Linked DNA regions of Homo sapiens: regions 1 and 3 are each linked to region 2. The links are chromatin loops, found by intact Hi-C in ENCODE. Cell type or tissue: PC-9. All regions are shown on one strand.

Region 1 (8,000 bases), 150 kb after region 2:
TCCTTGTGGTCTGGGCACATAAGGCCCTAGGGACACAAAGAACAATGTGATGGTCAGACAATGGTGTGGGTAAGGGTGCTATGCTACCACTACAGCAGTTTGGTGCCCTCCTCCACTGGCAAGATGGGAGTGGAGACATCCGCTGGTGGTGCTCCACAGTGCCACCTGGTGGTACATACTGGCATCAAAGAGCCTTTCCTGCAGTCTCCGGGCGGTGCCCATTTCACCAGCATTGCACCTCCCTTCATCTCTCTCATTGGGATATATGGTAATAACAGTAATAATGATGCCAATTAATCTTTGCCTGGTAGTTAATAATTAACCTTGTCCATCTTGTTTACTGCTGTATCTCCAACACCTAGAATAGCACCATGCACATAGGTGCTCAATAAATATTTGTTCAGTGAGTGAATGCACACAGACCTTTTCAGTGTGCAGGTAACACTTTTTAGTGAACAAACATTATCTCACACCATCCTCTCAGCAACCCTTTAGGTATGGACATTGCAGGGCAGATACTACCATCCCCCTACAGGGATGTAAATGAGATGGAGGCCCAAAGTTGTTGAATGATTTGTCCAGTGACTTTGTGACAGATTACAGAGATAGGTGCTTAGCATTGGAAAACCCTTCCCACTTCCTTTTGGAAACCCACAATGCCAGGCACCCCCACCCACCTGCAGCAGCATGTCCCTCCCTCCCCAGGCCTTGGAAGGGCTGGCTCACCTTGGGTCGGAAGGAGAGGGTAGGCAGGGTGGGCTCATGCTGGGCCTTCTGGGTGCCCCAGGGGTGGAAGAGCTTGAAGCACTCATTGCAGAAGGTGGCGCGGCACTCTGTGCAGCCCTTGGTGGCCTCTAGTGGTGGGGGCTTGCACAACTGGCACAGGATGGCACCTCCCACACTCACACTCTGGCGGTACCGCTCCACCACACGCTCCAGGGTCAGGTTCCGGAAAAGCCCTGCCAGACCCCGCTCCCCAAGCTCCACATCACCTTGGCAGGCTGGGCACGGGAACATGATCACTTGGGGGTGCAAAGCACCTCGCTTCCTCCCAGGGTATGTCCCAAAGCCTGTGGGTGAACCAGGGAGGTAGAGGACATGAGAGTTACAGCTGGCTGGGTGTGGGGAAGCCTGTTTAATTAAATTAGATTTTCATTGTGCCAGAGCTCAGCTCTCATTAGAGCCTGCGTAAGCAGTATCTCCACCCCCCAGAAAGACAGACAGATGCCTCTGACCAGTGATGGACTTCTTCCATCTTCCTGATGAATAGCTCAGCGTTCCCATCCCCACCCTACAGGCCCCAGTCCCACCTGACTTAAGCAGCCGGTCCAGGCGGTCTGGCTTGGGGAGAGTTCTGCGGGAGAGGCGGGGGCTGCGGGTGGAAGGGGTGGAGGCAGGAGAGGTGGGCTCGGAGCTGGGGTCCCCACCATGTCCTATGTAGCCCTGCTGGCCCAAGACCTCTCGGGCACAGGCCTGGCACACGTTGTGGGTACAGGGCAGCACCAGTGGCTGCTTGTACATCTCTTGACACACTGGGCACAGCAGTTCCTTCTCCATGTTCTTCATGCTGGTCTGTGGAGGGACCAGGAGGCTAGGTCAGCGCTTGGACACTTAGGCATACCTCAGCAGCCCCTTGGCTGCCCTTGGATACCCTAGGGGTCTGAGGAAGGAGCAAGACAAGCTACCTGCAGCTTTTCCAGAGCACCTGCCTTGGGCTGGTTCACAGACCTTCCCAGACCTCTGTCCCTTGCTTCTCTTTCCCCGCTGCAGAGCTAAAGGCCCAGAGGAGGGACGGTTGGAGCTTGTGCCTGCTCCAGCCTCAAGCCCAATCCCCATTTCTCCAGCTGCAGTAGCCCCAGCTGGCAGCCCCCTCACCTGCCTCCATCCCCCATCTCTGGGCAGCTTGCCCCTGGCATTTTTCTCAAGGACACCGCCCATTCTGCAGCTCCATGCAGACCCCCACTCCCTTCTCTAGCAGCACCCCCATGCCGTGATTCCTCCCGATAGCCAGGCGAGGTTGGCACTCCATCCTGCTCGCTCCATACGTCCTCCTGCCGCAGCTCCGGCCTGCGGCCACTCCAGCCTCCATTCCCCATCCTTCACTTCCCCATCGGTCTTACCAACCCATTCCCCTTCGCCCCCATCAGGCCCTCCCGCCCTCTCCCGCAGCGCAACCCGGTCAGCGGCACCCCCTTCTCCGAACTAGCGGGGGAATCAAGAGCCCCGCCTACTCGCCCCCTCCCCACCGGAAGTCCCCTCCCCCTCTTGGTGGCGAGAGTGGGGGTCCTCAGGCTATGCCCCACCCCCACACCTCACCTTGGTCCCTCTCTTCGCAGCCATCCCGGTCAGGGGCGCAGCTGACACAAAGGAGGGAGGAACAAGGAGGGGGGGAGGAAGTGGTGGGGGGGAACACGGTTGGCACCGCCCCTGGGAGAGCCAGGCACGGGTTGCCATGACAACCGCAGGCTCGGAAGCAGCCCTGAGTGGGGGTGCGTGGGGTGGGGTCTTGGGGAGGGGTCCAAATTGGGAACTGCACTGTGGGGCGGCTCCTACATCATCCCCCACCTGTCCTCAGTTTTCTTGGAAAATATCCAAGCTCACACGTCCCTCTTCTCATAACAGGGCCTTTCCCCTGAAGCCCCAGCCCCGGTGCACTGCTGGAGGCCACCCCAGCCCACCCGCTGCGTCTGGGCTGCTCCTAGCTCCTCCTCACGCTCCAGCACACCGACGCCTTCACGGCACTCACCTCCGGGCTGCTCCCGGGATTACCCTCTCATACCTGCATCCCGACCCTCCCAGCCGTTTCTGCCATCGCTAGCCCCCTGTCTACATCCCAGCATCTTCCTGGATCCCCACCTGTTCCAGGTCCCAGCTTGCCCCAGAACCCTATACGCCCCCTCCCCTTCCCTCGACCCCACCTTAACTCACACTGATGCGGACCAGTGCGTCCATGATGGAAGTGAAGGTCTGCATATCCTCACCCTCTGCCATGGCCCTACCGTGCCCGCCCGCCCCTGGGTGCCCGATCCCGGCTGCGGCTGCGAACCCCGGGCTTAATGCAGGAGCCCAGTGGGGGTGTGAGGAGGGCTGGGGGTTGAGGTGTCACTGCGCATGCTCCCGGGACCAGCCTCGAACAGCGCCCGTCGGGGTAGGGGGTGGGAAATAGTTCTCCCCACGTGGTTCTCGAAAGCCGGTCGGGGGGTTGGGGAATATGGAAAGGTATTTGACGGGGGAGCCATTTCTTACATTCTCATTTTTCATTGGCTCCTAATTTTACTCATATAAAGCGGGGGATTAGTTTCGGAGGAAAATGAGTTCCTGGTTGGGAGCACTAAATTTTAGGTTGGGAGATGTTGAGGCATGGGGCAGGGAGGTTTGAGGAACGTGCACTAGAGATGAAAGAAATGGCAAAGAAGACAGAGATGGGATAGATGCCACAGGCATGGGCCCAATGACTTAAAGAGATAAGTGCACCTTGTACAGAGTGGCAGCAGACGCACCAGGTACGAGGAAAGCCTGAGGACCAGGGCGGTGGCCGAGGATGCCCCCTCGACGCATTATTTCCTCCCTGTCGCAAGAGGGCGCTGCGTCCAGGCACTGAGAGGAAGAAAGAGGAGAACGCGAGGAGTAGCAAGTCCGCGGTAAGCGCTGACGCATGCGCATAGCTAACCGCACCCGGTTCAGCTCGCCTTTCTTGGCCAGAGGCGCCGGTTGGACTCACGGGCGGGGCATGATGGGTAACAGGACCGGTGGGGTCCCCAGGAAGTCCTAGAGGGGGTCGGGGTTTGGGTGGACAAGCTTTCCTCGTCCTCTCCCGACAGAGCTGACGTGTCCTGGGTTCCACCGGGAGCGGGCATTTCCACCGGACGGGAGGGTTCGGGGTGTCCGGGGCTGGGGAATACGTAGGGGTTGCCGCGCGGTGTGGGGAGTTGGGGCGTGTGGCTGCAGTCCCGGGAGTTCTTGGAGGGGGTCGGCCCACCGAGCTTCCGGACCGGCTGATCTGCCCGTAGCTTGCCGGAGGGAGGGCGGAGCCTGACTCTCCGTCCCTTCTCCCATCCCCTCCAGTGGTGGGTACGGGCACCTCGCTGGCGCTCTCCTCCCTCCTGTCCCTGCTGCTCTTTGCTGGGATGCAGATGTACAGCCGTCAGCTGGCCTCCACCGAGTGGCTCACCATCCAGGGCGGCCTGCTTGGTTCGGGTCTCTTCGTGTTCTCGCTCACTGTATCCTCCCTGCAGTTGGAGGGGGCGGGCCACGTAGGCATGTGCCCTTCCCCTTCCCCACACAGCTCTGTCCCCGTTGCACACCCTACTCCTTAACTCCCTCAACCAGGCCTTCAATAATCTGGAGAATCTTGTCTTTGGCAAAGGATTCCAAGCAAAGATCTTCCCTGAGAGTAAGTGAATATTGGAGCTTGAGTATTTGAACTTTCTCCTCTTTAACCTCCTGAAACATGATATTGAATTTCCAGATGCTTAGGTGAAAGGTTGTTAAGGAGAAATATATTTACTGAAGCTGTCTGAAGACAGATGACGCTTTTCGATTCTGCACCTTGTATAGCTCCTGGAGTTGGAGCTGGAAGAGAAGGCCTTTGAAAGCAAGAAACTTTGGTACCTTCTGGCCAGCTCCCAGGGAAGGTTTGAGGGGAACAGGCAAATTTGGGCTGATGTTTTGCATCTATTCGCTGGGAGGCGGTCCTTGTTCCCACCAGAAGAAGCAGCAGGACCAAGTTCACTATGGAGTTCTGATGTGAAGTTAACTCAATATTAGAGAATTCTACTTATTTGAGGGAATTGTGAAGAGCCTAAATACTAGAGGCACCAAATATCTATGGCAGCAGGAATCCTGACCAAATCAGAATAACTGTTAGATTATTTCCTGTTTGGAATAATTCTTGTTCAATTGCTCATGTAATCAAGAATTGATGATTCAGTTATTTATGGAGAATTAAGTTTATAAAGCAAATTAAGTGTCAAGGCCAGATTACTTAAGGAATGCCACGTGCTCAGAAATTCACAGCAGATGCAATCTCATGTAAAACCCTCATGTGGTAAAACAAAGATCTATCATGGTTGCCCTTAATCTTTTCTCTTTTTTTTTTTTTTTTTTTTTTGAGACAAGGCTTTACTCTGTCGCCTAGGCTGGAGTGCAGGGATGTGATCACTGAAGCCTTGACCTGGTCTCAAGCAATCTTCCCTCCTCAGTCTTACCAGTAGCTGGGACTACCAGTGAGTGCCACCACACCCAGCTACTGTTTTAAGTTTTTGTAGAGATGGGGTTTCACCACATTGCCCAGGCTGGTCTCGAACTCCTGGGCTCAAGTGATCCTCCTATTTCAGCCTCCCAGAGTGCTGGAATTACAGGTGTGAGCCACTGTGCCTGGCTGCCCTCATTTCTTTGCCCCCCTCTAGGACTTGCTTTCTCCGCATAGCCCTTTTGCAGGCTTCAGAGTTCTTTCCATCCAGTAGCCCCGGGACTTCTCTCTGTTAGGTTTTGTTTCCATATGTATTACCTTCACTTGCTTCTTTTTTTTTTTTTTTTTGAGATGGAGTCTCGCTCTGTCACCCATGCTGGAGTACAGTGGTGTGAACCCAGCTCACTGGAGCCTCTGCCTCCCAGGTTCAAGCGATTCTCCTGCCTCAGCCTCCCGAGTAGCTGGGATTACATGCGTGCGCCACCATAACTGGCTAATTTTTGTATTTTTGGTAGAGATAGGATTTCACCATGTTGGTTAGGCTGGTCTTGAACTCCTGACCTTAAGTGATCCACCCGTCTTGGCCTCCCAGAGTGCTGGGATTACAGGGGTGAGCCACTGTGCCTGGCTTTTCAGTTGCTTCTGAAAGAAACCATTGGCTGGGTGGGATGGCACACGCCTGTAATCCTAGCACTTTGGGAGGTGTAGGCTGGCAGATAGCTTGGGCCCAGGAATTCAAGACCAGCTTGGGCAACATAGAGAGACCCTGTCTCTCCAAAAAAATACAAAAATTAGCCGGGCATGGTGGTACGCACCTATAGTCCCAGGTACTCGGGAAGCTGAGGTGGGATGATCGCTTGAGCCCAGGAGATCAAGGCTGCAGTGAGCTGAAACTGCACCACTGCACTCCAGCCTGGGCGACAGAGTGAGATTCTGCCTCAAAAATAAAAAAAAATAATAAAAAAAGAAAAGATGCCATTGTGGTGGGGCAAAGTTCTTGGCCCACTTTGCCTTCTCTGCCCTCTCCACCTGGGCAGGTGGGGCCCTGTTTGTCTTTGCTTTTGTCCTCTCACCTTCTCTCCCATCATATTCCAGGTAACCTAAAATCCTTTCCTGCCCCCATGAAGAAGTAGATCCAAGCACTCTGCCCTCCAACCTGTGTCCAGGGAGCAAGGCCTTCAACTTCCACCACTGGTCACCCAGCTTAATGAATTGACTCTCATTGTCTGGCTTCTTTTGGAAAGGGTTTAACTGGGTTCCCCAAATGGGAACACACCTTGCCCTTCAGACTCTGTTGTCCATCACCTTTCCTTTTTCCTTTTATGGGAGGAAAGCCAGGGTAGGGAAGTTATGTGAGATATGGGGCAGAGCTGGTAAAAAAAAGCATACATCTACATCCATGTTCTTTTTTTTTTTTTTTTTTTTTGGAGACGGGGTCTCACTCTGTTGCCCAGGCTGGAGTGCAGTGGTGCGATCACAGTTCACTGCAACTTTGAACTTCCTGGCTCAAGGGTTCCTCCAACTTCAGCCTCCTGAATAGCTGGGACTACAGGCATGTGTACCACTGTACTACCTGGCTAAATTTTTTTTAATTCAATTTTTTTTTTTTTTAAGAGATGGGTCTCACTTTGTTGTTCAGGCTGGTCTCAAACTCCTGGGCTCAAGTGATCTGCCCACCTCAGCCTCCCGAAGTGCTGGGATTCCAGGTGCAAGCCACCACACTCAACCTCCTACCTCCATGTTCTGGGTATCATTAAGGTAATCAGAATCCTCCTGCTGTAGTCACGCTTACCCTTCTAAGCAGGTTCCCCAGGATTCAGAGAGCCCCGGATTTCTCCTGGACTCCATGTGCAGATGCCTAGTATTTCCATTCTGACCGTTGCCCTCCTTGTTCTTCTTGCCTCCCTAGTTCTCCTGTGCCTCCTGTTGGCTCTCTTTGCATCTGGCCTCATCCACCGAGTCTGTGTCACCACCTGGTATGTTCTTGACAGCTGGGTAAGGGGTGTAGCATTCCGTTTTTTGGCATTGGATCTTACTGTGATGGTGCCAGAGTTTTTCCTTCCACACCTACCTCTCTCTCTGTTCTCCCTCCCCGTTTTCCTAAACTTGAACTTGGATTCTTTCCTTGATGCTAGTGTCTTCCCTAGGAGGCACCAGGCTGGCAGATGCCCACTGGTGCCATGACCTTTCTGTCTTCACCATATAGCTTCATCTTCTCCATGGTTGGTCTGTACTACATCAACAAGATCTCCTCCACCCTGTACCAGGCAGCAGCTCCAGTCCTCACACCAGCCAAGGTCACAGGCAAGAGCAAGAAGAGAAACTGACCCTGAATGTTCAATAAAGTTGATTCTTTGTAGCTCTGTGAGTTGTGATATGTTGTGGGTGTCATCTACCAGTATCCAGCTTAGATGTACAGAATGTTAAGACATTTGGGCACCTTCTGTTTTCAGACCTTGGGAATAGTGAGGCTTTCCTTCCTCCCACATTAATTTTTACCAGTTATCTGTTGAATACTGTCAGTGCCACTGGAGTGGCATATACTTGTGTGAGTCTCATCATGGAAGAAAAGTACATGAATGTTCTGCAGTCGTGTTCTTTGGGGAAAGGGGTAAAGGCTGCAATGCAGGAAGTCCTGTCCGTCAGTACCAGAAGGGATCTTGGAGCAAAAGAGTAAAGGAAGGAAAGGTCCCGTATACCTACACTGTTTCACGGGGTTCCACGTGGTATCTTTGCCACTCCAGCTCCCTGCCTTAAGCAAATCAGCCCCCTGCTGCAAGTGCATAGGTGGGACTTCTCTCCTGATGCT
Region 2 (8,000 bases):
CAGGGGCCTGAGGTGGGCCCAGGGGCAGGTGGTGGTGGTGCTCAAAGAGCAGGTCCAGGTGGAAAGTGAGCACCGACAATGGCTGCAGCAGGAGCAGCAGCTCTGTGGACAGGGAGGGACAACCACCGCGGGCCAGGGAGAAAAATCCTGTTGGCAGGTACAGGAGGGAGAGCAGGCCTGGAAAAGAGCAGGCCAACATCAGCTCCTGCCCTGGACCTAGTCCCAGAAGACCCCCCAGAGCAGCCCACCAGTCAGCACACATCTTCCCAGGCCTCACTCTGCTGGGCACTGGGGCAGAGAGGAGGAAGGATGTGGTGGGCTATAGGACTGACATCCCCGCCTGCATGGAACCTAGCCCAAATAGGAAGACACACACAGCAAGTGGTGACAAGTAACAGAGACAGTGCAAAGGCTACAGAGGAGGAGGACAGGAGAGCCATAGAAGCACATACAAAATGAGGCGTGGGGGTTGGCCTAGTCCGAGGGTAGAGGTAGGGCCTCACTGGGGAAGGACTCAAAGGATGAATGATAGTTCAGAGGAAGCAGGAGGGGCAGAAGGTAGAGGAACAGCATAAGCAGGGCCCTGGAGCAGGAAGGGCCAGGCGGGAAGACTGTTGGCAAGACCCTCCAAGGCAGGGGAAGAGGGCAGAGGCCAGACAGCCAAGGCTTTGGGTCTTTCATCCTATGGGCGATGGGCCTCCTTAGAAAGTTTTAATTAGAAGAGTAATAAGATCGGAGATCTGGATTAATGGCATTCTGGCAGCAGTGGGAACCAGCAGGAGAGAACTCTTTCCTTCCCATCCTCCCAGCCCATCAGCCCCATCCTCTACCATCTGAACCTCTGACCTGCATCTTCCTGGAGACTGGAAAACCACAGCTCCAACTGCTTGGTGCTAGGGGAGAAAAGAGGGAATGGAAGTTCAGGGAGGTGGAGGACTCCAGTCCTCTCTGGGTGGAGGATGGGAGATGAGATTGGAAGAGGGGGGGCCTTCTCTGGGGATGTGAGGCACTACTACTGTGTCCCACCCATGACGCTCCTGCAGTCCCAGGTCGTGGGAAGGGCACTGGAAAGAAGGCAACTCACTTGAGGAGGCCCAGGATAAAGGCATGGAAGCGGCTACGGCTGCTGCTCAGCGGGGCTAGACGGCTGACCTGGCTATACAGGGTTCCAAGGGAGCGGGTGCTGGAGCCTGAGAACGTGGGGTGCAGTCAGCCAAGCCCGGCCCTGCCCTGCGCACTGCCGGGTCCCACGCCCTCCTGGCTCACCTGGCTTCACCGACGCCTCCACCACGCTCCAGGGGCTGCTCCTGCGCTGCCCGGTGATGAGGTCCTTCCGGAAAGGCTTCAGCCCGTCCGCCACCAGGGCGTGGAGGGCCGGGCAGAGGGTGGTCAGCACCAGGTGCCCCACATCCGGGCTCAGCCGGCTATCACCCAACTGGGCCTGGAGGTGGCGCGATGCCGATGGCTCCAGAGATCCCTCCAGACACCTCCCAGCCACCTCCCGCCAACCATTCCCGCACCCCCCGCGGAGCTCCATTACTCTCCTCATCCCAACAGCCTCCCCCCAGCCACCTTCACCTTCTGCACCAAGTTCCGGGCGGCCCCGAAATGCGAGATGATTTTATCAACGGAGACGCTGACGGCTATCAGAAGACCTGGGAGGAGTGGGAAAGGGAAGACGCTAGGAGGCCGCGCCCCTACCCAGGCTTGCCCGAGGGGCGTGGAGAGACTGCCTTCGGACAGCCTGAGAGCAGGGCCGGGGGCGAAGGGCAGTTTATTCGGAAGCGCGGGGTCGGGAGTCAGGGTGCCCTACCTTTCTTCTGCTCCTGCAGCTGACCAGTCCCACTCTGGGCTTCTGCCATCCACAGCCGCTGGGCTCCGGGGACACCGGCGAAGGACCACGAACTACGGACTGGCGTAAGGGAAGAAGGGCGCGGTAACACTTACCAAGTGTTATTCCGAGGACTCCGGGCTCCCGCACAAGTTGTCTCCGGCGGGTCTGCAGTGCTGTGTCCCCGAAGGGTCTTGGGGAGAGGAGGCGCAGGACCGCCTGAAGCACGGGGTAGCTCGACCCGAGCCCCGGAGTGAAATCTCGCACACTTCCCAGCACTCGCTGTCCCCCAGCCCCATCCCGGTTCCCTGTGCCCTCCCTCAGGGCACAGCCCCCACCTCCAGGATCCCGGAACTCCGGGAGCGGGATGGCCGCGCTCACCTCCCGCCTGCCCTGCTAGGGCCTGTAGGGCGGGAGAGGACGGGGCGCGGGGAGGGAGGTGTAGCCCAGCGCACCGCCCCGGGGCCCAGTCCTGCCTGCGGAGCCCCGGGGAGCACGTGGGCGGCATGGACCAATGGAAAGACAGACAGGGGAAAGGGAGGAGACGGAGGGAGGCGAGACCCGAGGATTGGGAGGCTGGAAGGCGCCGGAAAGGGGAAACCCGGGTCCCGCAGCAGCCTCTTGGCGGAGGGTGCCCTCTTCATCCCGCGTGGGACTGGACTCGCGGAGAGGGCGTGGCCAGAACCTCTAGTGCCAATGAGCTCCCGGGAGCTTCACCCTCCACCCCTCCCTAGCAAGGTCGGGGGGCAGGCCCGAGCTGCACAGGCCAAGGAATTCCACAGAGGGTGTGACCCAAAGCCCCTAACAACAGACTCGCTGGGACCCCCTAGACTTGGCATGGAGGCTGGGTAAGCCCGCGTCCACTATGCCCAGGTGGGTCTGGAGGGAGAGGGGGCCGGCCCACGGAGCAGGAAAGGCAACAACTTCCCCCTCCAGCACTAGGAACGGGGCCAGACTCCCCAAGGCCGACAAACTTGCTTGGAGTCGGCTTAAACTGAAGGGCGGGACTAAGCTGGGCAACCCCGGAAAAAAAGCGAAAACGGGGCCGGGCGAGAGTGGGCGGGGCGGCCCGCCTGAGGCGTGGCCCGCGGGGCTAGCCCGGGTCCGTCTTACGTAGCCTGGGCGGAGGCGATGGGCTCCTGGTCCAGCGAGGGGCCTTCGGCGGACGAGGTTGCGGTGGCAGCGGGGGGGCGGGTACCTGGCGGGGTGGGGGAGCCGCGGCGGGGAAGGTGCTACTTCTGGGAAAGAGCGGGGACAGCAGCAGTGCCAGCTCGGGGCTGGCCAGGCAGGGCAAGGCTCCCCGAGTCGGAGGCGAATAGGCTCCCACCGGGGACAGGCGGACGGGCAGCAGCTGCTCCTCTGGGGGGCTCGGCGCCCCCAGCAGCCGCAGCCCGGCGCCGGGCCACCCGGCCAGAGGAGCCAGGAGCAGAGACCCAGCTGCGCCTGCGCCCCCACCCTCCAACAGGGGGCGCCCGTCGGCCGAGAACCGGAAAACCAGGGGCCGAGGGAGCAGGAGGGGACCGGCTGCAGGCGGGATTGGCGGGGCCAGGCGCAGAGGGAAGGAGGGCAGCGGGATGGGCAGCCAGGCAAGAAGGGGCGGGAAGAAGAGGGAGCAAACAGTTAGTCCCATAACCCAATGACCCACCCAGTTTCCCTTTCCCGGAGCGCTCCCTGGTAGAAGGGGCGGGGAGGATGGGTGACACAGAATGGAGGGAAGACAGGGGGCCGGGTTGGAAGCCTAGGAGGCGTGAGCGGCCGAAGCCCAGCCCTCCTCCCGCTTCTTGCGACCTCTTACCCTCCAGGCCGGCCTGCGCGCCCGGCTCCTTCGCGGCTGGGGCCTCCTCGCCAGCCGCTGGGCTGACAGCCCGGCCCTCCTCGGACTGCCCCTCCGCTATGGGCTGCAGTCCAGGTCGGTTCTTCTTCCTTCGGGGAGGGACAGGCGGGGGTGGGGGCCGGGGCGGGACCAAAGCCCAGCCAACTGGGGGGTCTCGAGGCGGGACTGGCGGGGCTGGGGCCCGGCTTCGGGACCGGAGTTCCTTGAAGGTGGTGACTTCCCGAGGAGGTGCCGAGGAGCCGCCCGGCGACCCCGAGGGGGGGAGCTCGGTGTCGGGCGAGAAGACTATGAGCCAGTCACTGCGATCTTTCTTCGCCTGCGGGACAAGGGGCAGCCCTGGGCCCCGCTTGCGCTTCTGGGCCAGCTCGTGGAAGGACGTGATTGTCCGGTGGGGCACCGGCTCCTCGCTGACGTCACTTCTCCATCCTCCATCAATTTTCCCTGCATCTGTTTTCGAGCCAGAATCAGTTATTCTTGTGTTGGTTTTCCAACCAGAGTCGAATTTTTCAGGTTCACTTTTCCAGCTAGAGTTAACATTCCCGTTGTTTTTCCAACCAGTGTTATTGTTTTCAGTGGTTTTCCATTCAGCTTTAGTTTTCTCTGTGTCAATTTTCCAAATTGGGTTAATCTTCCAACTGGGCTCCGTTTTCCCAGCGTCGATTTTCCCATCATCCGCCTCTAAGAGCTCAGAGGTAGGGAGATCCTGCTCCGCCCTCTCGTCCTCTTCCTCCAAGCCTGGGGAAGGGACGTCCTGGCAGGTGGTCAGGGCGTTGCAGTTCGAGTCCAGGCCAGGATCGGGTGAAGAAGAAGCTCCGGAGCAGGAATCAGGAGAGCAGCAGAAGCTGTCCGGTGAGCAGGTGCCAGGGCCTGCTGAAGCCAGTGGGGAGCCCTGCTCCAGGGGGATGATACTGGGCTGAGGGTGGGCATCCTCATCACCAGGGAGGTCCCGCAAGTAGACTGAGACAGGGGACTCATCGGGGCTAAGATCTGAGCAGGAGCTGAGTGAGGAGGAGCAGCCTGGGTCTGAGGGAGAGGCAGCCCCCTCTTCCTCCTGTGACGGGTCCTGCCGGTTTTCTAGGCCCGGACCGTGCTCCTGGCAGCACCGGCAGGGCACAGCTGGGCTGTTGGAATTGGCGTCCACCAGGGTGCCACTGCAGGGGCCCCTGCTCTCCTTGCCCCCAGTGTCTCCTGGAGGAGGGGGTGTGCTCAAAGGCCCCTCCTGTAGCTCAGGACGGCGGGACAAGTGCAGGCCCAGGGAGACGTGCTGGAGGTGGATGTGGTTGAGGTTGCAGAGTAAAGCTCTCTGAGGGGACAGCATGATGCTAGCGGCGATGGGATGGCTTCTAGAGAACCAGAAGGGTAGGGTCTCTCACATCCACCTACCTGGCAACCACAGGTGCAGACCTAGAAGACAGAGGTGGTGAAGCCCGGCCAGTGAGGACAAGAGCTGCGGGGAAGGACACCGAGGTGACTTGACGGCAGCAGCAGGCCTGAAGGCTCTGGCTGCTTTGGAAGATATTTCAATGAGATGCAAATCGCAATCGACTGACCATTAGTTTCCACTGCAGTGTTTGCAGATGGAGTCGAATGTAACCCCCCGGGAATGGAGCCGGGAGGGTCAGAGAACGCGGCTGCGCTCTGGATCTCCGAAGGGGGGCGGGGGCCTGGAAGAGGTCCGGGCCCAGAATGGACCTCCAGGTCCCTGCTGCCGCAATCTGGCCCTGCCCTCCAGCCTACCCCTTACTCCCAGAGGAAGGGACCCAGGGAGACCCACCCAGATGCCCTGAAAGGAGGTGGAGGATGGGGGTGGGGCAATACGCAGAGTTTGTCTGGTGAATGCAGGAAAGGGGTGGGGGCTGGAGAGGAAAAGGATGGAGCAGCCGTCAGCTTGTCAACTCCGCATCTGCTGGCTGCCTCGGCCGGGCTCCAGCCTGCGCCCTCGCCCCTCGGAACAGCGGTATGTCCATTCTCTCCGCATTCGTCTCCATCGTTCAGCCACCACCGCACCCTTTCTCTATTCATTTCTCCTGCTCCCTTGTCCTGCCCCGCCCCTCGTGCCCAGGTCCATCGGTCTACACCCATGGGCCGAGCCCTCCTCACCAGGGTCCTCCTGGAACCGCTCCGGCCTTGGGCTTGTCCGCGGCTCCCACGGTCCCCGCCCGGCGGGGCACAGAGCGGGAGGGGAGGGGCACTAGCACAACCTACCCTGCGCTGCGCAGCTGCACCCCTTCGCGCATGGGCGTGGCGTAGCTCAGACCCGCCCCCAGCGTTTAGCGTCTTTTGTCACCCACCTAGAGGGTTTGATATATCCTAAGCTTTTGGCCCCTGGGTCCTGGTTCCGTGCAGCGAGTCCTCCCAGCACCCCACCCTGCACATTCTGGAAAGAGCCAGACTCTGGCTGGGCCGAGCAAGAACAGAACCACAAGAAGGTTACACGATTATTTATTGAGAGCCTCCTCTCCCCGCCCTTGCAATCTCTAGGTCACTTTCTCCGCTTGTAGATTTTGCGCGCAAGCCCCAGAAAGACGGCTGGGGGCAGGGGTGCTGCGTACTGTTCAATGAGAGCCATAATGTGGCTGTAACTGTCTTCCTCATATTGCAAGAACACTGCTGGCAGATCCAGCTCCTCATATAGCGCCTTCACCCGGGCCACTTTCTCAGCCTCCTTCTGCCCGTAATTTTCCTGGAAGAGGTTGAAAGACAGGAAAACGGGCTTGGCCTTCCCCAGAGCCTCCAGGACCCCTCCACTCCCCTCATTCACATATTCCAGAACATCTCCAAAGCCACCCACTCCTTTCCTCCCTCCAATTTTCAAGTGTCTCTACGTAGCTAAAATCCCAAGCTTCCCTTCCCTATCCCAAATATTGCCTCATACCAGGCATCCTCTACTCCAGGGTTTCTCCACCTTGGCACTATTGAAATTTGGGACCAGATAATCCTGTCTGGGGGAGCTGTTCTGTGTACTACATGTTTGGCAACATCTTTGGCTCCTGCCAACTAGATGTCTGTACCACATGCACACACACAGAGTTGTAATGACAATGGCAAAAAATGTCTGCTGACATTGCCAAATGTCCCCTCGGGAGGAAAACTGCCTCTAGTTGAGAACCACTGCTCTATCCCTTTCCACCAACTCAGGGACCCACCACCCTCTCTCAGGCACCTTCAGGATCTGGTACTGTTCTGGAGTGGCCCGTTGCAGACACTGAACCACCAGCCAGCTGCATTTGTTGTCCTGGATGTCAGTGCCAATTTTGCCGGTCACACTGGGGTCCCCAAAGAGGTCAAGGTAATCATCCTGGGCAGGGAGGGGGAGGGCAGCAAAAGAGGAAGGATGAGGTTCCTGGGCAGAGGAGGAGTGAAGCTGGTGCCTGTTCTCTGCTACTGCCTCCTGCCTTCTTACCTGAATCTGAAAGAACTCCCCCATCTCCAGCAGGATCTTCTTGGCATTGGCGTGCTCCTTCTCGCCATCAATTCCTGCCTGCAGGGAAAGGGGGGTTAATAAGCCAAACCCCAGGGGTGCCGGCATCTTCCTGGCTGCTTCCTCCCATGGGGTCTTGCCCTACTGCAGCCCCAAATCTTTCCTCTCTCTTCAGACATCTTGGCTTCCCTGACCTAGACAGTCCTGACTGATGGTCCAACCTCAATCCCACTTATTTTTGGCTAGGCCTTCCTGGGAGTCATAAAAGAGATGAATCCATTCTAGAGGTGCACAGCCTGTCTCTTCCCTCACAAATGTCAGTCCCCAAGTCATTCTGATCCACCTTCCTAATATTTTTGCCACCTCCAACTTCTTTCAAGATGAAAAGGAAATGTAGAGAAGCAAGGTCAGGGTAGACACTTAATCCCACTGACTGTCTTTAATCCACTCTTCTCCCTCTCAACCTGGATGATCTCCACACTCCTATCCATACTCAGATACAGGATATATTGTTCCCCTATTATGTGCTAAGCACTTTCATATCCCTTGCCTTGCTTAATCTTTACAGTCCTGTGAAGTAGGAATTTTATCCCCAGCTGAGGAAAGAGACTGAGCGAGACCGACTTGCTCAAGGTCACACAGTTTTTCACCAGGGGTAGCAGTGTTCACGTTTTCTGCTCTATGCCTTGCTGTCCAAAAGCCCCCATCAGCAGAGCAGAGAGGGGTGAGGAGGCTCACTCACCATGTACATGGCTGCAGCTATAGGAAGGTAGAAGGAGTAGAAAGCTGTCTTGTACTTGACAATAGATTTGTACCTGAGTAAGGGGAGAAGAGAAACTCCTCAGGAGGGCAATGCACATCCTGAGCCCTCCCTCGCTGTCCAGACATGGTTCGCGCTGTCCCTCACCTCCCCT
Region 3 (8,000 bases), 350 kb after region 2:
TACACTGAAACATAAATCCGCAAGTCACCACACATACAACACCCGGCAGGAAAAAACAAAAACAGCAAGTTTACATGATCCCTGTAACAGCCATGGTCTCAAACTCAGATGCTTCCTCCATCTGCCAAGTGTGTTCTGGATACAGAGCACATCGTGGCTTCTGGGGTCACACTCAGCTTAGGCTGTGGGTCCACAGAGCACTCATCTGGCTGGGCTATGGTGGTGGTGGCTCTACTCAAGAAGCAAAGCAGTTACCAGCACATTCAAACAGTGTATTGAACATCTTTTAAATATCAAAGTGAGAAACAAGAAGGCAACATAATAATGTTATCAGAAAGATGTTAGGAAGTAAGGACAGCTGTGTAAAGCTTGAGGCTGAAAAGTAGCTTGCCAGCTTCATTTCTTTGGTTTCTTGGGTAGTGGGCGCCGGAACAGCAAGATGTGAGGTTCTGAAAGAGTGAGGGAAATCTAAGAGACAAGCTCACACCATTCTATGTACAACCTATAGTGTATTCCACTACCACCTCCCCAGCTATCACCCACTCAGATCTTTATAACTAAATAAAGACTTAAGCATATGGCCTTAGAAGCAGACCCAGAAGTCTGGACTGTCTGCCAAGTACAGAATTGTTAATATCAGTTCTTTTGCTATGTTTATACAGCCCCAGGGTGTCCCTTATTAGTTTTGCCTGGCAGCTGGGTGTCTGGTGTCTTATCAATAAATATACTTTCCTTTGCTTATTTAGAACACATCCAAGAATGTTTTCGATGGAGAATGAGGCAGGGGCTATGATCAGGCTATATGTGGCCTTAAAAAGAATACCCTCTGATTGAATGAAAGATTACAGGAGGTTTTTCAGTGACAGGTTGTCTCTGAACTTCCCAGATATTTTAGTCTTATTTTTGGTCACTAGTTTTTTTTTAAAAAAATCCCCCACGACTGGAGGGGGAAGGAACCAGTAAACCATTTCCTATCTCCCTATTTGGGTTATACAATCTTATTCTTTCATTCTCTCAGTGTAGCAGTTCTATATGGTTGTTTTTAGCCAGTGCACTGACCTGGTTCATGGATCATATAATGGACCCATCCCTGACTCTGCTGAACGCCAAGATTCCTCCATTCAGATTCAGACATCAGATGGGTTTTAGGGACCAGCTTGGCTATGTCCTTGGGCAGCATGACATGTCTGTAACAGAAACGGGGAAGTGGGGAATTTATGTTAGTACCAGATACAGTCTCTTAGACAAATGCCTGTTTACAAGGCCAAGAAAGGAAAGAAAAACTGGTTTTTGATGTCAGAGTTTATATAATTTTATTGTGGGGTAGCAGCAGCTAGAAATACAGGCTATGTTATATAAATTCCGAGAGTATATTAAAAATACAAATTAGTGAATAATTCCAGTGAATGAGCACTTAAGTTCAAGGCACATTTTCTCCGCCTTCATGGACCTTATAGTCTTCTAGTTGATTATCTACAACATAATGGGAGCCCCACGGAGCACACAGTGTTAATAATTAGAAGGAAGGAAGAGAAGTTATTTTGTGGCGAGGAAAGGCCTTTTATGAAGTACTGTGTGGACAAGTTATTACAAAGGATGAAATGAACTATCTTGTCCTTTAAAATCTAAGCCAGGCATGGTGGCACAAACCTACAGTCCCAGCTACTTGGGAGGCTGAGGCAGGAGGGTCATTTGAACCCAGGAGTTTGAAAAAGATACAGTATGAAGTTTGAAATCTGATTAAAATACAGAAGAAATAGGCCAGGGGCGGTGGCTCATGCCTGTAATCCCAGCACTTTGGGAGGCTGAGGTGGGTGGATCACTTGAGGTCAGGAGTTGGAGACCAGCCTGACCAACAACGTGAAACCCCGTCTCTACTAAAAATACAAAAATTAGCCGGGTGTGGTGGCATGCACCTGTAATCCCAGCTATTTGGGAGGTTGAGGCAGGAGAGAATCCCTTGAATCCAGGAGGCGGAGGTTGCAGTGAGCTGAGATCTGGGCGATAGAGTGAGATTCCGTCTCAAAAAAAGAGAAAAAAAATAAGAAAAAAGAAAGGGCTGCAATGCACAATGGTTGTGCCTGTGAATAGCCACTGCACTCCAGTCTGGGCAACAAAGCAAGACCTTGTCTCTTAAAAAAAAAATTAAATCTATCCTGAATCTTATTTTCCTAACTCTGGAGGGATGTACCTTGAGACTTTCTGGGTAAATTCCGTGCTTTTCTAACCAAGGATAAGTCTCCCTTCATAGCAAAAAAATTATTACCCTGATGTGAATCAAACTAATCCACATAGTCTTCGTCATGCTCAATGAAAATGTACTAAGTTCTCCCTCTGTGCTAGTAACAGTGATTCCCCACCATTCTCCTAAAAGAAAAAATTCTAGTCCAAATATAATGAAAATAGCTCACATTCTAACACCACCCTGGCACGAAATTTGGCTTCAATACATACACCAAAAAACCCCTCTTAAACCAAAGTGCCACTGCCAAGAGTTTCATCTTCCAGGGGATGAAATGGTGATTCCTTCCCAGCTCCACAAATCTCTTATAAGCACATACAGTTTTAAGTTAGTTTAGTTCAGATGTAGAGGAAAACAGCTGAGGAAAAGAAAGTTAATTAAAGGAGGGTCTGGAGCCGTCTTGGCATAAAGATGATTATGTATTTGTCAATGCACATCGAGTTCTCTGGAAGACCCAAAGCCCTGAACTAGGCTGGGTGAAGAGACACAAGAAAAGCAAGTTTTCATTTTATGTTCTCCAACTGAGGAGACAAGATACAAACCAGGAAGTGGTCTTAATTATTACAATTAATACAGATTAGCATAATGCCAACATTTGTGGAATCCTGTGTCTTCCCTTATTCCCAATCTAGATTATGCACTTAAAATTTATCAAGCCCGAATGCCACATCCAGTGCCAGGATTCCATCATCACCATCCTTGGCAGATGGCTATCCAGTGTCTTCTAAACAATTTCAGTCAAGAGGTGCTTCCTCCCACATACCTTTTTCTTAGAGTCTCATCTCAGGCTCTGCCCTCTAGGAAGCTTTCCCCAACATTCCCTCTTCCGTTTTTCCTCTCAGTATTTTAAGTTTCATGTTCAAGGGTACATGTGCAGGTTTGTTATATAGGTAAAATCCTGACTCGGGGGTTCGGTGTACAGGTTATTTCATCACCCAGGTACTAAGCATAGTACCCGACAGTTTTTTTTTTTCCTGAACCTCTACCTCCTCCCACCCTCCTCCCTCAAGCAGGCCCCAATGTCTGTTGTTCCCCTCTTTCTGTCCCTGTGTTTTTATCTCCGACATATAAATGAAAACACGCGTAGTTTACTACTGGTTTCGTTTTCAATGGTGGTGAAAGAGACATCACGCTGAATTGGCCCTTAGGACACTCCCCCGCCCCCAAACCAAGCCCAGGGAAGAAGACCGACCGAAAGTAAGAGGTCAGCCTCCAAGGCGGTGGCGGGGCGGGGGGCGTTCTCGAAGCGTGGGATGGGGGAGCGTCCTGGAGTTAGCAAAAGTAGGGGACTGACTTTCTAGCCCCACCTCAACCCCCGCTCACAGCTAGGAAGCCGCAGCCTTCGGGTCGCCAGTTCCCTCTCCTTAGCAAGTCTTGTGTGCTCCCATCACACCCTGTAATGGCTCCTTGCATAGCGTGTGTCACCTTTCTGGTGTCTGTCGGTACCACCCACAGATTTTTAAATTTGTGAACAGCAGAGACCATGTGTTATCCTTGCACTTTAGCAGAACACCTGAAACCTGTTAAGTATTCCGTAACTGTTCCCTTTGATATTTAAAGGGCATCTATTAGACCCATATTAAGTATTTTCTCAATGCTCCTAGCCAGTTTTATTCCATTGCAGTCCCAAGCGATCCCCTTCCTTACACAAGCCAGACAACCACGCCCCTTGTCTTTTTCACGAGTTAATAAGCAATATTCAACTCTCTCAGCGCTACTCTCCTGTTAGGGACGCCAGGAAACTTCCAGCTCCGCTTTTGCTACGTTCTCCCACTGGATTCGACAAGATTACTGTGAAACAGTCTCTACAAGGCAAGTTAAGTTTGCCCGATAAAGTTCAGAGAATGATCCAGAAAGCCTCATGGGTGAGGGTGGTCAGTACCCTAACCACGCCCACCCCTCTCTCCTCTCTACTGAGAGGCGACTCCAAATTCGCAACCACTTTGTTTTACGAGCGCCTCCCACCTCCGCGCATGCGCCTTACGCCTTCCACAATATCACACCATTGCCCGTTCGCACCTCGTACGCATGCGCCAATTCTATCGCCTCAGTTCCTGTTACTAATTCCTTGTGCCCTCAGCGGCCAAAGCTCACGACCCTCGCTATTGCTCCCGCGCCAGCACTAACCGATACTCAAACTCCTCGTCGTCGTATTTGTCCGAATAGTAAATTTGTTTGTGCGACATGATCGCTCGGTTTGCTAGCCTTCAGCCCCGCGCCGCCAACCTCCAAGCAACTCCCAACAGCACGCGCTCCCACCCACTTTGGCCTCGCTTTCAAACACGCCGCCCGCACTTCCTATTGGTCCGTTTGGCTCGAGGCGGGACACCTCTACTTTCAAGCCTCCGATTGGCTTAGATTTACTTCTCTTCGGATCCTTATTGGAGGGCAGTTCTCACGCTTCTCAAGAACGAGCGTGGGTCAAAAGTAGGCGTCTTATTGGCCACCACTGCCTTTGTGCGCGATCTCGCGCTGCCATTGGCTAACTCGGGAAAGTGGGAAGCGTGAAGGAGGGACCCTGAGGTAGAGGGTCAGGGGTTAGTGAGGCCGGAAGTGAGTGTAATAAAGTTTCTCCAGGGAGGCAGGGCCCGGGGAGAAAGTTGGAGCGGTAACCTAAGCTGGCAGTGGCGTGATCCGGCACCAAATCGGCCCGCGGTGCGGTGCGGAGACTCCATGAGGCCCTGGTGAGTCTTGACTTTTTTCTCCTTAGGTGACTCACTCTTTCACCCCGGAACCCCTCTCCCGGGACCCCACTTCCGGTCTTCATTTATAAGTCCCGCCCCTGAGACCCCTCTCCCCGGAAGTCCCACCTCCCAACTTCAGGGGGCTCCCCCGAACCCCGACTTGATTTTTATTTTTTGTCTCCGACCCCACCCTGTCGCCCAGTTTTTCTGGAAGTCCCCACCCCCCGACACGTTCCAAGCCCTACTACGAGAAACCCTTCGTTACTCCTTCCATTCTCCGAAACTCCGCCTCCTAGCAACGATCCTCGGCTAACTCCTGTCAAAAGGCCTATCTCCCAAAAGGGCAAAACCCTGCTCTTCAAAGAACGATTCGAATTTGTTGAAGCTCCGCCCCTCCGAAGCCACGCCCCCTCCGTAATCCACGTCTGACTGTCCAGAAAGCCTCCCCGCCCAGAAGTCTGAAGTTCGCGTCCTTAGGGGACCACGCCCCCTTAGGAGCTTTATCTTTGTGGGACCTGGGTCATCAGCTGAAAAGCCTTGTCGTCAATCCCTGAAACTCCACCTGCTTATATTTTCCTGTCCTTTCTCTTTTTGGGCCTTGGGATCAGTTTTCCGAGCACTCTCGTGCTCCCCCAGGTGGGAAGTCAAAGTTCCCATCTCTGGCTGTAAGGAGTGAGATTAAAGGCAGCCGTTTTCCGTTTTCCTTTCTATCTTTTTTTTTTTTTTTTTTTTTTTTAAGACGGAGTTTCGCTCTTATCGTCCAGGCTGGAGTGCAATGGTGCGATCTCGGCTCACTGCAACCTCCGCCTCCTGAGTTCAAGTGATTCTCCTGCCTCAGCCTCCTGAGTAGCTGGGATTACAGGCGCCCACCACCACGCCCGGCTAATTTTTGTATTTTTAGTAGAGACGGGGTTTCCCCATGTTGGCTAGGCTAGCCTCGAACTCCTGACCTCAGGTGCTCCACCCTTATCAGCCTCCTTAAGTGTTAGGATTACAGGCGTTAGCCACTGCGCCCGTCCCCGTTTTCCTCTTTCTTAACCTCCTCCAAGGGTAGAACTATTTGAAAGGGCTGAACGTGGGGTTTGGCACGAGAGGGAGAGAGAGACTTGCCCTCAGACTCCCAGCCTCACTTCCTGGCTTTCCCTTCCCAGGACCAACCTCATCCCAGAAGTAGCTCTAGGCCTTCCTAGACATAAGTGGATAAGACCATGGATTTGTTGGTGTGTGGCATGTGGGTGTGACATGAGCAAAAGTTTTCTACTACCAGAAGAACGGTAGTTTGGAGTGGGGGTAGATAATAGTGCTCTTTTTGTTGTTTGATTTTTTTTTTTTTAAGGGACAGTTCAGTCGCTACTTCTCTGTCTCTTCCCCTCCCCCTAACCAGAGTTCTTGTCTGGGCATTCCTCCTGGCCCCGTTTGCCCAGCCTTCCCTGCTGGAAACATTCCTGAGGCTTTCGCCATTTCCTGCCACTTCCCGCCCCTGTCCCCTCCTCCCAGTTGGGCTGCGAAGCCACACACAGCTTTTCCCCTACACCCAATCACCTGGACTTCCAGTAGGCAATCTCCTTTCTCCCTATGTAAATTTCAAGAGTCATACGTCTTTCTTTTCTTCCGAACGCCCACACCCGTTGGTCCTTCCCTGGCTCTGGATACTGTAGGCTCCCACAGAACATCATCTCTACAGATGAGGGACATCCTAGTGTGTGTTTGTGTGTTTTGGGGGTGTGAGGCTATGGTGGAATCCTTTCCTCATTCTCTCTATGCCCGAGAGCTGGCTGGAAATGAAGTGATAAAATTCCTTCTCAGGATTGGCTGGCAGAGTGACAAAGCTCTTCTGGAATGAGCACTAAGGGGAGATGTAAGAGTTAAGCACAGCATCTAACACACTTCAAGTGTTAATGTTGTTAATCAGGATAATTATCTATCTATATTTTAATTCTCTGAAGTAAATCTAAGGGTAATTCCAAGGTGAGCTGGGGGGAATACGTATTTTTTTTTTTTTGAGACGGAGTTTTGCTCTTGTCACCTAGGCTGGAGTGCAATGGCTCGATCTCGGCTCACTGCAACCTCCGCCTCCTGGGTTCGAGCGATTCTCCTGCCTCAGCCTCCTGAGCTGGGATTACAGGTGCCCGCCACCACGCCCAGCTAATTTTTGTATTTTTAGTAGAGACAGGGTTTCACCATGTTGACCAGGCTGGTCTCGAACTCCTGACTTCAGGTGATCCACCCGCCTCAGCCTCCCAAAGTGCTGGTATCACAGGTGTGAGCCACCGCGCCCGGTAGGAATACGTATCTTTGTTTTTTTTTTTTTGGTCACTTTCCAGCTTTGCCTGTGGCATTCTCCGGAAGAGCAGTGGCAGGAAGCCGTGGGTGGCAGGAATGGGTTTGGGACTGTTCCCTGTGTCCAGCTTCAACCCATCTTCTCCTGACACCCCTTTCTCCTGTACTTATTTTTCTCCTGTCCTTATTGACGCAGATGTGTCTTCTGATCTCTCTGTCCCTTCCTGGCCTGTAGTTTCTACTTCTCTTGGAGAACTGTTTCTTCCACCTCCTCCAGCCAGGCTCCTTCCCTGGTGTGAAGGATGCTGTGCTCTTTGGTGGGGCTTAGGGCCCTGTAAGAGGAGGGATGTGAATTGGGGTGGTTTGGAGTGGGAGTGGGGACCTGATTGCCTCATTCTCACCCTTGACAGTGTGCTGTGTTAACAAGCCCTGTGGAAAGGGGAGACAGGACAGTGCTTGGCTATGAGCCATCGGTCTTGGTGTGGTAGATGGCATACGTAGAGAACAAGCCGTGACCAGCATGTCCTCTTGTTCCCTTCTTGCCTGGTAGCTTCCTGATGTATCATCCAGGTTGAACTTTATTCCCCTTTTTTCACCAGCTTTGCTCTTCCTCTTGGCCCTGCTCTGCATCCATTGGGACCACTTACTTCCCATCCCCACTTCGCTAGCTCCAGTCCACAGCTGCTGTAGCAGAGGATGCTAATGGCCCAGGCTTACTGTATGGGGTAGCGGTTGGGGGTGGCCTGGGCTGGGGCCAGCCAGCTTTCGGGCATAGAGAGGGTGGGGGAATTCGA

Evidence for each region. A loop is a pair of places that touch in the nucleus more often than their neighbours do. Peaks named below come from ENCODE experiments on the same cell type or tissue, not always from the same donor. Only the 100,000 strongest peaks of a DNase experiment are listed, where the experiment ranks them.
Region 1: a loop joins it to region 2, with 10 times the contacts of the local background. A loop is called at or near these places in 11 of 110 quality-filtered maps.
Region 3: a loop joins it to region 2, with 8 times the contacts of the local background. A loop is called at or near these places in 2 of 110 quality-filtered maps.

The regions. Positions count from the first base shown.
Region 1 is chr1:155,168,958-155,176,957 of GRCh38, reverse strand. It overlaps KRTCAP2 (keratinocyte associated protein 2), which reads left to right and starts at 3,654. Exons shown (of 5, transcript NM_173852.4): 1 at 3,654-3,737; 2 at 4,066-4,220; 3 at 4,330-4,393; 4 at 7,101-7,167; 5 at 7,398-7,550. The coding sequence starts at 3,734. The coding sequence ends at 7,518. TRIM46 (tripartite motif containing 46) reads right to left here and starts at 3,109. Exons shown (of 10, transcript NM_025058.5): 1 at 2,929-3,109; 2 at 1,311-1,572; 3 at 727-1,070; 4 at 1-26. The coding sequence starts at 2,991. RefSeq lists silencers at 2,571-2,865, 3,035-3,124 and enhancers at 2,874-3,382, 3,455-3,504, 3,705-3,804, 3,383-3,891, 3,995-4,274. In PC-9, CTCF peaks have their summits at 145 (motif pointing left), 3,383 and 3,584 (motif pointing right); DNase peaks (open chromatin) are centred at 147 and 3,627; H3K4me3 peaks cover 2,437 bases; H3K27ac peaks cover 929 bases.
Region 2 is chr1:155,318,757-155,326,756 of GRCh38, reverse strand. FDPS (farnesyl diphosphate synthase) reads right to left here. Exons shown (of 11, transcript NM_002004.4): 8 at 7,829-7,901; 9 at 7,069-7,146; 10 at 6,829-6,963; 11 at 6,092-6,348. The coding sequence ends at 6,148. RUSC1 (RUN and SH3 domain containing 1) reads right to left here and starts at 5,863. Exons shown (of 10, transcript NM_001105203.2): 1 at 5,766-5,863; 2 at 3,627-5,069; 3 at 1,814-1,912; 4 at 1,579-1,655; 5 at 1,267-1,441; 6 at 1,085-1,190; 7 at 847-893; 8 at 1-177. The coding sequence starts at 4,983. RUSC1-AS1 (RUSC1 antisense RNA 1) reads left to right here and starts at 2,581. Exons shown (of 6, transcript NR_145424.1): 1 at 2,581-2,679; 2 at 4,320-4,514; 3 at 5,062-5,132; 4 at 6,825-6,954. RefSeq lists enhancers at 48-605, 1,792-2,001, 4,173-5,156 and silencers at 2,012-2,061, 2,082-2,451, 2,792-2,991, 3,032-3,261, 3,552-3,791 and 1 more. In PC-9, CTCF peaks have their summits at 1,463 (motif pointing right), 3,090 and 3,291 (motif pointing right); DNase peaks (open chromatin) are centred at 1,496, 2,376, 2,926 and 3,436; H3K4me3 peaks cover 3,494 bases; H3K27ac peaks cover 909 bases.
Region 3 is chr1:154,971,174-154,979,173 of GRCh38, reverse strand. CKS1B (CDC28 protein kinase regulatory subunit 1B) reads right to left here and starts at 4,493. Exons shown (of 3, transcript NM_001826.3): 1 at 4,370-4,493; 2 at 1,060-1,187; 3 at 1-449. The coding sequence starts at 4,428. The coding sequence ends at 397. MIR4258 (microRNA 4258) reads right to left here and starts at 3,481; the gene lies at 3,391-3,481. It also overlaps a transcript of SHC1 not described here. RefSeq lists enhancers at 4,088-4,147, 4,248-4,397, 4,848-4,997 and a silencer at 4,668-4,757. In PC-9, no CTCF peak of the experiment used is centred here; DNase peaks (open chromatin) are centred at 4,203, 4,633, 5,333, 6,413 and 2 weaker places; H3K4me3 peaks cover 5,854 bases; H3K27ac peaks cover 6,584 bases.